2 separate regions of the Homo sapiens genome follow, and region 2 is linked to region 1. The links are chromatin loops, found by intact Hi-C in ENCODE. Cell type or tissue: B cell. All regions are shown on one strand. Links, peaks and the distances in the headings refer to the core of each region. The heading gives the core; the rest is flanking DNA.

The links. A loop is a pair of places that touch in the nucleus more often than their neighbours do. Peaks named below come from ENCODE experiments on the same cell type or tissue, not always from the same donor. Only the 100,000 strongest peaks of a DNase experiment are listed, where the experiment ranks them.
Region 2: it touches region 1 in a loop (10-fold over the local background); 1 of 110 quality-filtered maps calls a loop at or near these places.

Annotation. Positions count from the first base shown.
Region 1 is chr12:76,508,167-76,513,555 of GRCh38, forward strand. All of the region lies in intron 1 of OSBPL8 (oxysterol binding protein like 8), which reads right to left. Among named protein-coding and RNA genes, the nearest start is that of OSBPL8, 49 kb to the right of the region's middle. In B cell, for the core only: no CTCF peak of the experiment used is centred there; a DNase peak (open chromatin) is centred at 3,155; H3K27ac peaks cover 1,391 bases.
Region 2 is chr12:75,477,692-75,483,080 of GRCh38, forward strand. GLIPR1 (GLI pathogenesis related 1) reads left to right here and starts at 3,064. Exons shown (of 6, transcript NM_006851.3): 1 at 3,064-3,363; 2 at 4,143-4,388. The coding sequence starts at 3,190. RefSeq lists an enhancer at 5,332-5,381. In B cell, for the core only: no CTCF peak of the experiment used is centred there; DNase peaks (open chromatin) are centred at 900, 2,520, 3,200, 3,540 and 1 weaker place; H3K4me3 peaks cover 3,788 bases; H3K27ac peaks cover 5,000 bases.

The sequences.
Region 1 (5,389 bases), core at 278-5,277:
TCTCAAAAAAAAAAAAAGAAGAATATTACTGGAAGACAACACTATATTCACATCACTTACCTTAATTTCACTCTGCAATTTTGACTAAAAAAAGAAGTCAGATTGTAAATAAGAACAAACTGGTTTAGCTAGTCTGAACTAATCTACACTATAGTAGTCATCAGCCATACCATATAAGGATGTTACAGTCAAGAACAGACTGCATGTATGGCAGTGGTCTCATTAAGATTTACTATGAAGCTGAAAATTTCCCATTGCCTAGTGACATCACAGCCATGGTGACATTGTCAGTTGCGTTTGAACCAGAGGGACTCCATCTTGAATAGGGACTGGGTAAAATAAGGCTGAGGCCTACTGGGCTGCATTCCCAGGAGGTGAGGCGTTCTAAGTCACAGAATGAGATAGGAGGTCTGCACAAGATACAGGTGATAAAGACCTTGCAGATAAAACAGGTTGTGATAAAAGAAGCTGGCCAAATCCCATCAAAACCGAGATGGCAATGAAAATAACCTCTGGTCATCCTCACTGTTTATTATATGCTAATTATAGTATAATGTATTAGCATACTAAAGATACTCTCACCAGCGCCTGACAGTTTACAAATGCCACGGCAACATCAGCAAGTTACCCTATATGGTCCAAAAAGGGAGGAACTCTCAGTTCTGGGAATTACCCACCCCTTTCCCAGAAAACTCATTAATAATCCACCCCCTATTTAGCATATAATCAAGAAGTAACAATAAGTATAAGTAGATGAGCAGCCCATGCTGCTGCTCTGCCTATGGAGTAGACATTCTTTATTCCTTTACTTTCTTAATAAACTTGCTTTCACTTTACTCTATGAATTCACCTCAAATTCTTTCTTGTGTGAGATCCAAGAACCCTCTCTTGGGGTCTGGATCAGGACCCCTTTCCAAAAACAAGGTCAATAGTGCAAAGCAGTACCTTTTCTATGCTTAGTCATGTTTAGACACAGAAATACCATTGTATTACAATTACCTACAACATTCTGTATAGTAAAACATGTTGTACAGATTTGTAGCCTAGGACCAATGGGCTATAGCATATAGCCTAGGTGTGTAGTAGGCTACACCACCTAGGTTTGTGTATTAATAAGTACACTCTCTGATACTCACATGACAAAATTGCCTAACGATACATTTCTCAAAATGTATGCCTGTTGTTAAGTGACCCATCACTGTATCTACAGTAGATTAAATCCTGAAAGAAAATCTAATATAATGAGAGATTATATACATGTGACAATTTCCAAATATCAAGCTAGTACCAACATCCTATTCATACGTACTTTGAAAGAAAAAAATCTAAGTGAATTGCTTGATTAAAGCAGTCTATTCCAAATGGCTTTCGTCAAAATTATTTCAAAATGGTATAGTACATATGCTTCCTAGAGTATACTAATATTTTGGCACCTATGAATTATGTTAATATTTCTTCCATTCTAATACTACCACTATAATAGTAAGAAAAGCAGAAAAATGATGATGATAATAATGGAAGACTGGAAGGCAAACAAAAAGTTGGACACTGATGGACAAGAAGGAAGTGGATTAGAGGTGTGCCGTGCAAGCTATCCCACTGTGTACAACTTTAGGAAGATGGATGAGGAAGACATGCAACAGGGGAGCAGAAGAAACAAACTGAACTAATAATATCAACTATCAGAGAGAAGGGGAAAAAGCACAGTAAGTTACCTAAAAATATAAGGGAAAAGGAGAGCAAAAAATCTAGACAACTCCCTTGATCTTGACTACTTTGGAGCACAAAGGTAGGTAGATATTCCCAAAAACACTGCCTCTTCCCAAAAAACTTCGTAAAAAGCCACTTTTCTCATAGACATTAAATACATACTACTGTGCTTACAGGTGTCTATTTCAAATTCATCATAATTTAGTTTCCATTTATTTAATGACTGCCTAACAGCACATTAAAGCCCAATAAATCACTTAAATTCTGAACTAGAAGGGTGTCCAAATACTTTTCATATCTCCAGATCTAGCAAATCTTATGAAAAACTTAAAACAGAGGTATTGTTTTAGACAGATATATATGTATATACCAATCATCCAACCCAGTGACAAGTTACTAATAAAATGCACAAAGAAAAATGTACTAAAGGTTTTCTTGATCTATTGTTTTATAAATACCTACTACTTATGTAGAGTCCAGGCAAAACTATATCATCAGCATTTTGCCCCGAGGAAACCAGAATACTAACATAAGTTCAATAAAAAACAAGAAATCATTACTATCAAAATTCTCAAGGTACAAAAGAAATTTCATTTCCCATTATCTCTGAACCAACCATTCATAAAATTTACAGTTTATAGACCTTAATACCTATTACTGCTTCACTGTCGGTTATATGTCTTTTGCAGGGCTCAAAACACATTCATCAAATATTATTTATGACTGGGTGCAGTGGCTCACGCCTGTAATCCCAGCACTTTGGGAGGCCGAGGCAGGCAGATCACCTGAGGTTGGGAGTTCGGGACCAGCCTGACCAACATGGAGAAACCCCATCTCTACTAAAAAATACAAAAATTAGCCAGGTGTAGTGGCGCATGCCTGTAATCCCAGCTACTCGTGAGGCTGAGGCAGGAGAATCGCTTGACCCCGGGAGCTGGAGGTTGTGGTGAGCCGAGATCATGCCACTGCACTCCAGCCTGGGCAACAAGAGTGAAACCCCATCTCAAAAAAAAAAAAAAAAATATATTTACCTCTTGCCATATAAGAAGCACTGTTCTAGATTCCGGACATACAGAAAACAAACATCATTGCTGTCATCCAGGAACTTAGTGTATAGCCAAGAGAAAATGAAGTAAACTGATTAGTATAATATACAATGTAATGTCCCTTAAACAAAGGTATGTACATGATGTTACCTAAACCAGTACATAGGGATATTAAATCCAGACTTCTGAGGGTGGTAGAGTGAGAGTCAAAACATTTAGGCAGATTAGGCATTTAGGTTGATTCCGTGTCTTCGCCATTATGAACAGCACTGCAAAGAACTTTCACATGCATGTGTCTTTATGGTACAGTGATTTATATTCCTCTGGGTATATACCCAGTAACGGGACTGCTGGGTCAAATAGTAGTTCTGCTTTTAGCTCTCTGAGGACTCACCATACTGCTTTCCACATGGCTGAGCTAATTTACATTCCCACCAACAGTGTATAAGTGTTCCCTTTTCTCTGCAACCTCAGCACCTGTTATTTTTTGACTTTTTAATAACAGCCATTCTGACTGGTGTGAGATGATTTTGATTTGCATTTCTCTAATGATCAGTGATACTGAGCTTTTTTTCATATGCTTGTGGGCCACAGGTATGTCTTCTTTCGAAAAGTGTCTGTTCATGTCTTTTGCTCACTTTTTAATAGGGTTGTTTTTCTCTTGTAAATTTATTTAAGTTCCTTATAGATGCTGGATATTAGACCTCTGTGAGGTACATAGTTAGCAAATATTTTCTCCCATTCTACAGGTTGTCTGTTTACTCTGCTGACAGTTTCTTTTGCTGTGCAGAAGCTCTTAAGCTTAATTAGATCCCACTTGTCAATTTTTGCTTTTGCTGCGATTGCTTCTGATGTCTTTGTCATAAAATCTTTGCCCGTTCCTATGTCCTGGATGGTATTACCTAGGTCGTCTGCCAGGGTTTATAGTTTTCGGTTTTACATTTAAGTCTTTAATTCACCTTGAGTTCATTTTTATATATGGTGTAAGGGGTCCAGCTCCAATCTTCTGCATATGGCTAGCCAGTTATCCCAGCATCATTTAACTTGTTAAATTTATTTTTATTTTGGGTTTGCTGGTACATGTGAAGGTTTGTTACATAGATAAACACATGTCATGGGGGTTCGTTGAACATATTATTACATCACCCAGGTATTAAGCTCAGTACCCAATAGTTATCTTTTCTGCTCCTCTACCTCATATAACCCTCCCCGCTCAAGTAGACCCCAGTGTCTGTTGTTTCCTTCTTTATGTTCACAAGTTCTTATCCTTTAACTCCCACTTATAAGAGAGAACATGCAGTATCTGTTTTTCTGTTCCTGAGTTAGTTTGCTAAAGAAGAGAGCCTCCAGCTCCACCCATGTTCTCACAAAAGACATGATCTAGTTCTTTTTTATGGCTGTATAATATTCCATGGTGTATATGTACATTTTCTTTTTTCAGTCTGTCACTGATGGGCATTTAGGTTGATTCCATATCTTTGTTACTGTGAACAGCCCAGCACAATTTATTGAATATAAAGTCTTTTTCCCATTGCTTGTTTTTGTCAGCTTTGTCAAAGACCAGATGGTTGTAGGTATGCAGCCTTATTTCTGGGCTCTCTATTCTGTTCCATTTGTCTATGTGTCTGTTTTTCTACAGGTTCCATACTGTTTTTGTTACTGTAACCCTGTAGCGTAGTTTGAAGTCAGGTAACGTGATGCCTCCAGCTTTGTTCTTTTTGCTTAGGATAGCTTTGGCTGCTGGGCTCTTTTTTGGTTCCACATGAATTTTAAAATAGTTTTTTTCTAGTTCTGTGAAGAATACTGATAGTAGTTTGATAGCAACAGCAATGAATCTGTAAATTGCTTTGGGCAGTATGGCCATTTCAATGATATTGATTCTTCCTATCCATGAGCATGGGAGGTTTTTCCATTTGTCTGCATCTTTTCTGATTTCTTTGAGCAGTGTTTTATAATTCTCATTATACAGATCTTTCACCTCCCCAGTTAGCTATATTCCTAGGTATCTTTTTTCTTTTTGTGGCAATTGTGAATGACACTGATGTGGCTCTTGGCTTGGCTGTTTTTGGTGTATAGGAATGCCACTGATATTTGTATATTGGTTTTGCATCCTTAAACTTTGCTGAACTTACCCAAAAGTCATTCAGCAGCATGCTGTTTAATTTTCATGTAATTGCATGGTTTTGAGGATTTTCTTAGTCTTGACTTCTATTTATATTGCACTGTGGTCCAAGAGCATGTTTGGTATGATTTTGGTTCGTTTGCATTTGCTGAGGATTGTTTTATATCCAATTATGTGATTGCTTTCAGAATTTTGAGGATTTTCTTAGTCTTGACTTCTATTTGTATTGCACTGTGGTCCAAGAGCGTGTTTGGTATGATTTTGGTTCGTTTGCATTTGCTAAGGATTGTTTTATATCCAATTATGTGATTGCTTTCGGAGTATGTTCCATGTGGAGATAAGAAGAATGTATATTCAGTTGTTTTAAGGTGGAAAGTTCCATAGAGGCCTGTCAGATCCATTTGATCTAATGTTGAGTTCAGGTCCTGAATATCTTTAACTTTCTGCCTTGATGACTTGTCTAATACTGTCAGTGGAGTGTTGAAGTCTCCCACTATTATCGTGCGGGAGT
Region 2 (5,389 bases), core at 98-5,097, 1.0 Mb before region 1:
TTTTTGGAATCTAATCAGGAAGTGTGGGATTATAGAAAATTCTATATCATTTCTCCCCAAGAAATAAAAAAGCTCATCATATATATAAATTGATATATTTAGAACAGTATAGCAAGGTTGAGATTTTTCCACATAATATAAATGATTATCTCTAGCTACACAAACTGTTGCTTTTTATAAGACACTTGAGTAAAGCTTGCGGGGATAGAGAGACATAGTCCATTATGCAGTATTACCCACAATACTGAAATTGTGGATATTCCTTTAGTCTTTTATCTATGCATGGGTTTATCAGGCAATGTATATGTATGAATTTGTGCATGATTTTAAAGATCCCATGACTCTCCAAAATAATTGCAGTTTATTTTATTACTATGAAAGATAGCATGTTCTTGCTGTAAAAAAATTAAACGATACAGAGAAGAATTAAAAAGAAAGTTAAAAATCTTTTAAAATGCTACCATGAGTGATGAGCACTAAAAACCAATCTCTCTGTCTTAACACACGTGCATAATTATCAAAGAGATCATGGTGAAGACTTGGGTTAAGAAGTGGAAAAAGTCATAGCAAAGTTCAAAGCCTTCTAAGCAGTGCAGGCTTACATTTGCTTCCAAGTAAAAGTTCCTGTTCTGTGGCAAACCACTTCTCTGGACTTTTGGTGCAAACGTGTAGTGTGAATTGAAAAGTTTTAGAGTTGTAGCTCTAAGGAGCTAACCTGGTCTGCACAATAACACAAAAATCATCTCTGTGACGGCAGACTTTCCCTTTTGCTGATTATTTTCAGGAAAGTAGAGAAAAAATATTAAATCATTTCAAGACCAAGATAACATTGCTCATTCTTGGGAGTTGTATGTGTATAACAGGGATTACGCAAGCAACCAAAAAAACCACTGATTTTGCTTGCTCGTGGGGTTTCCTCTTTCTTGTTGTTGTATTCAAAACTCAGTCTAGCTCACAGAGACCCAGAAGAAGATGAGAAGCAGGCCTTAGACATGGTTACCACTTCAAACTGGAGAAAGGTCTCTTTGTTTATTGTCACTACATTGATCAAAAAGTTGCCTATGAGACCTGGATAAGACACTGCTTATCTCAGATTCCTATAATGTAAAGACATGCTAGTAGAAATTAGGCAGCCTGGACAAAATTTGAATTTATGTATGAGTATTTTTAAGGTTATTTGTGTGTGTGTGGCAATAGTAATTCTGCCTTATGGTTCTGTAATGGTTTTTGTTTGTTTGGTTGGTTGGTTGGGCTTTTTTGAGATGGAGTTTCACTCTTGTTGCCTAGGCTAGAGTGCAATGACAATCTCAGTTTACTGCAACTCCGCCTCCCAGGTTCAAGCAATTCTCCTGCCTCAGCCTCGCAAGTAGCTGGGATTACAGGCATGTGCCACCATGCCAGGCTAATTTTGGTATTTCTAGTAGAGACAGGGTTTCACCATGTTGGTCAGGCTGGCCTTGCACAACTGACCTCAGATGATCCGCCCTCCTCAGCCTCCCAAAGTGCTGGGATTACAGGCGTGAGCCACCGCGCCTGGCCCGTATGTTTGTTTTTAATGATGGGGCCTCGCTCTGTCACCCAGGCTGGATTGCAGTGACCTGACTATAGCTCTTCACAGCCTCAAATTGTGGGGATCAAGCTATCCTCCCACCTCAACTTTCTGAGTAGGTGGGGCTACAGGTGTGCCTGGAATGTTTCTTTACTTTTTGTTTGCATTAGAAATATTTCCCCACCTCATTCCATTTTCCATCTCTCTTAATTTTCTAAAATACACGTGTTTTCTAAAACCAGGTCTAAACCCCACCTACAGCTAAAATCCTCCAATAACTTCCCATGACTTTGGTGATAAAATAAAAAATCATTAGCAGAATTGAGAAATCCTTCCTGATCTGACTCTTAACTTCTCTCCCCCAAGTGGCATGAAAGCATCATTTGGATTCTGAATTCCATGACACCAGGTATCAAGTTTTCTACCAGTCAGAATCACTACTTATTTACAGACCATATTTACAGAGGGAGACAATATGGAGAGGTTCTTGCTCTATTCTTGCCATAACACCATGTCTTCAATTTCACAACTAGATATATAGTTCCTATCCCTCTAATTCCCTTCTCCTCTCCAGCGCTTTTTCACTTGATCAACACCTAGCTGATTCTAGCCTCAGCAAAGACCTCACCTGCTGTATGTAGGCCGGCTCTGCCGTTTCCAGAATGGGTTAAGTATGCTCTCTTGTGTGTCCATATCTACCTGTGCTTTCCTATATCCAGATCTCCAACAGCCCCTGTTGTAACATCCTTGTCATCACCATCTCACAGCTCTTACCACTGTAAGCTCCTTGGGGCCAGTGACTGTGTTTTTATTTCTGTATTACTAAGGTGAATATACAAGGCAGGAATTTAATATTAGCTAGTTCATTTGATCCTGCCAAACCTCTGTAATTAAGGAAGCAGAAAAGGTCCCATAGTCTCATTCAATAGGTGGCTGAGGTTTAGAGAGTTTTGTATCCTGTCCAAGGTCTTACAGCTAGTTAGAAACAGAAACTAAATTCTCAACTTGAGTCCTGTATTCTTTCTACTATTCTCCCTCTCAATCCCTCTCTCTCTTTCTCTCTCTCTCTCTTTCTCTCCCTCTCTCTCTCTCACACACACACACACACACACACATACACGCTTACATGTTTCTACCATCGTGAATGAATTCTAGGTCAAGTTTATGATGTTAACCAGATATTCCAACCACTATGTGTTGATATGACTCTAAAAAGAAAAAGATTTCTGAAAGCATTTTGCGAGGCATTTATAGAAGTAAGAGATATTTTCATTTTATCACCGCAACCTCCATTAAAAATTGGAGACTATTATTCCTGGAGACTTCAGAATTTTCTTTGGAAATATCTCCCAATTCAAAAGGAAGTCTGACACAGCCTCATAAAAATCTATGTCGTAATAGGTGCTGTGTCACTGAAAACCACTGAAAAGACAGGGTTAAGAACACAAAGTGAGCTGCACACCATATATGGAGAAACCCGTTTCTTAAAACTAGTGATGAACTCATGCTCTGTTCTGTTTTCTCAAAGCTGAAGTCGGCTAGGTTTGCAAAGCTGTGGGCTGAGCACTCAGGCAATCACACTCTCAGAAACTGCGGCGGCTCTGGACTGCAGCCTCCCAAGGCTCCATGCCAGACAAAGCATGCGTGTCACACTTGCTACAATAGCCTGGATGGTTTCTTTTGTCTCCAATTATTCACACACAGCAAATATTTTGCCAGATATCGAAAATGAAGATTTCATCAAAGACTGCGTTCGAATCCATAACAAGTTCCGATCAGAGGTGAAACCAACAGCCAGTGATATGCTATACATGGTAAGGAAAATATCATTAATTGTGGCGTCAGTCAGTCAGAAACAACTAATGTGTATTGACTTTGGTGTTAATACCTTCGTAATACTGAATGATTTTTTTTTCATTGTGATTAATGTATGCAGTAAATTCACAGTCTGTGATCAAAACACATCCAGTTTAGCTCTGTCTACCCAACTGTTGTTATAAGCAAGTGCCACAGCACATTTTACTTCTCTTTGGACACTTCCTGTTTTCTGGTTTTCAGTGGATTTTACTTCTCTTTTTGTTATCTTCCTCCCTGTTAATTTTTGTGATTTGGTTTTCTTTTTTTTTTTTTTTTTTTGTCTCTAAATTTACTTTTTTTGCTGCTGACAAAGTACTGAGTTGCTCAGGTAGGCAGAATGGCATCTGGGGAAAGGATGGGATTTTGATTCAGTAAGGCTTGGGATTGAATTTCAGATCTGTGGCTTTAAGCTGGTTTTTAACCTTTCTGAACTTCTTAGGATATGGGCTGTTGTGGTTATGGAATAATGTTGTGAAACACGGCACACACTATTTTGCCCACAATTAGCCTTCAGTGAAATGTCAGTTTTCCTCACTTAGATTCTAAATTCCATGAAACTAAATTGTCACGTTTCCTACCAGCCCTACTCAGTGCTTGAAGACCATATTTATAGAGGACTCATATGCAGTGGTATCTTCTCTCCTTATCTCACCTCGTTTTCCATTCAAATTCCCACTGTACTCACCCCAGTTACATTTCAGATGAACCCCCTATTGTTTAATGTTTATTTTTGCAGACTTGGGACCCAGCACTAGCCCAAATTGCAAAAGCATGGGCCAGCAATTGCCAGTTTTCACATAATACACGGCTGAAGCCACCCCACAAGCTGCACCCAAACTTCACTTCACTGGGAGAGAACATCTGGACTGGGTCTGTGCCCATTTTTTCTGTGTCTTCCGCCATCACAAACTGGTATGACGAAATCCAGGACTATGACTTCAAGACTCGGATATGCAAAAAAGTCTGTGGCCACTACACTCAGGTAAGGATCTGCCCTATATTATCTTGAAACTGTCTTTTCAAGTATGAGGAGAAAAATTGTACTATGAAGTTAAGAAAATGTATAGTATGCTAGTATACCTGTAAATATAAGGGAGTTAAATAGAACAGCCTCCAAGAACAGAAAATAATGCTTGAAAAGTTTAGTTGTGTGAACTAAACACATAATAGGTAATATGTGAGGCCCACCAACTTGGACAGGCTTTGAACAATTCCTGTAACAGCTATTCTCCCATAGGACTTTATTCCATTTGTGAGAAATCAAAGAACCTTATGAGTGAAAGGATTTTCAGGTTCCAGCTGTAGCATGAGTTTTAAATGAAATTTGAGCCAATTGTTTTGGGACTATAAAATTGGAAGAAACAAGACTCTCAGACAGAAACATCAATAAGAACTGATGCTTCCACAACCTCTCATTCTCTCAAACATCGACTGAAAACCTACTGTGTGCCATGCACTAGGCACCACGCACGGTGCTACACAAGGAGGGAGAAAAAGTCAGTCCCAGGCCAACAGAGAGGCCAACGTGTAAACTTATATGAACCATTCTGAGGGTATTCTGCCCCCAGAATCCATATTATTAGTCCCAATAGCCACATTCAGAGCCACCCATTGAGTTTTTTTTTTTTTTTTTAATTTTTACTCAAGCTGATTCTGGCTCCCTAACCCTACCTCACATTTGCAGCATGATGGAAACAACTCTCTAGGGAGCATCTGTCATAATTGTCTTCAGACGCTGCCTTCCTGTCCTGGCTACATTTTGTTTATTTACTGTCACTTCCTGGCCATCCTTGTCAAACCAATAACGTACGGTACTTAACCTATAATTGACTGTTTTGGGGCACAAAAAATCAGTTGAAATGAGGTATGAAGGCAAAAACGTTTCTATCAAGGCAGTTACATTGAAACATTAGGTGGTTTTAAGGAACAACATGGTGTAAGAAAACCTCCCTTACTCCAGCTCAGCCTTACAAAGCCTGTGAT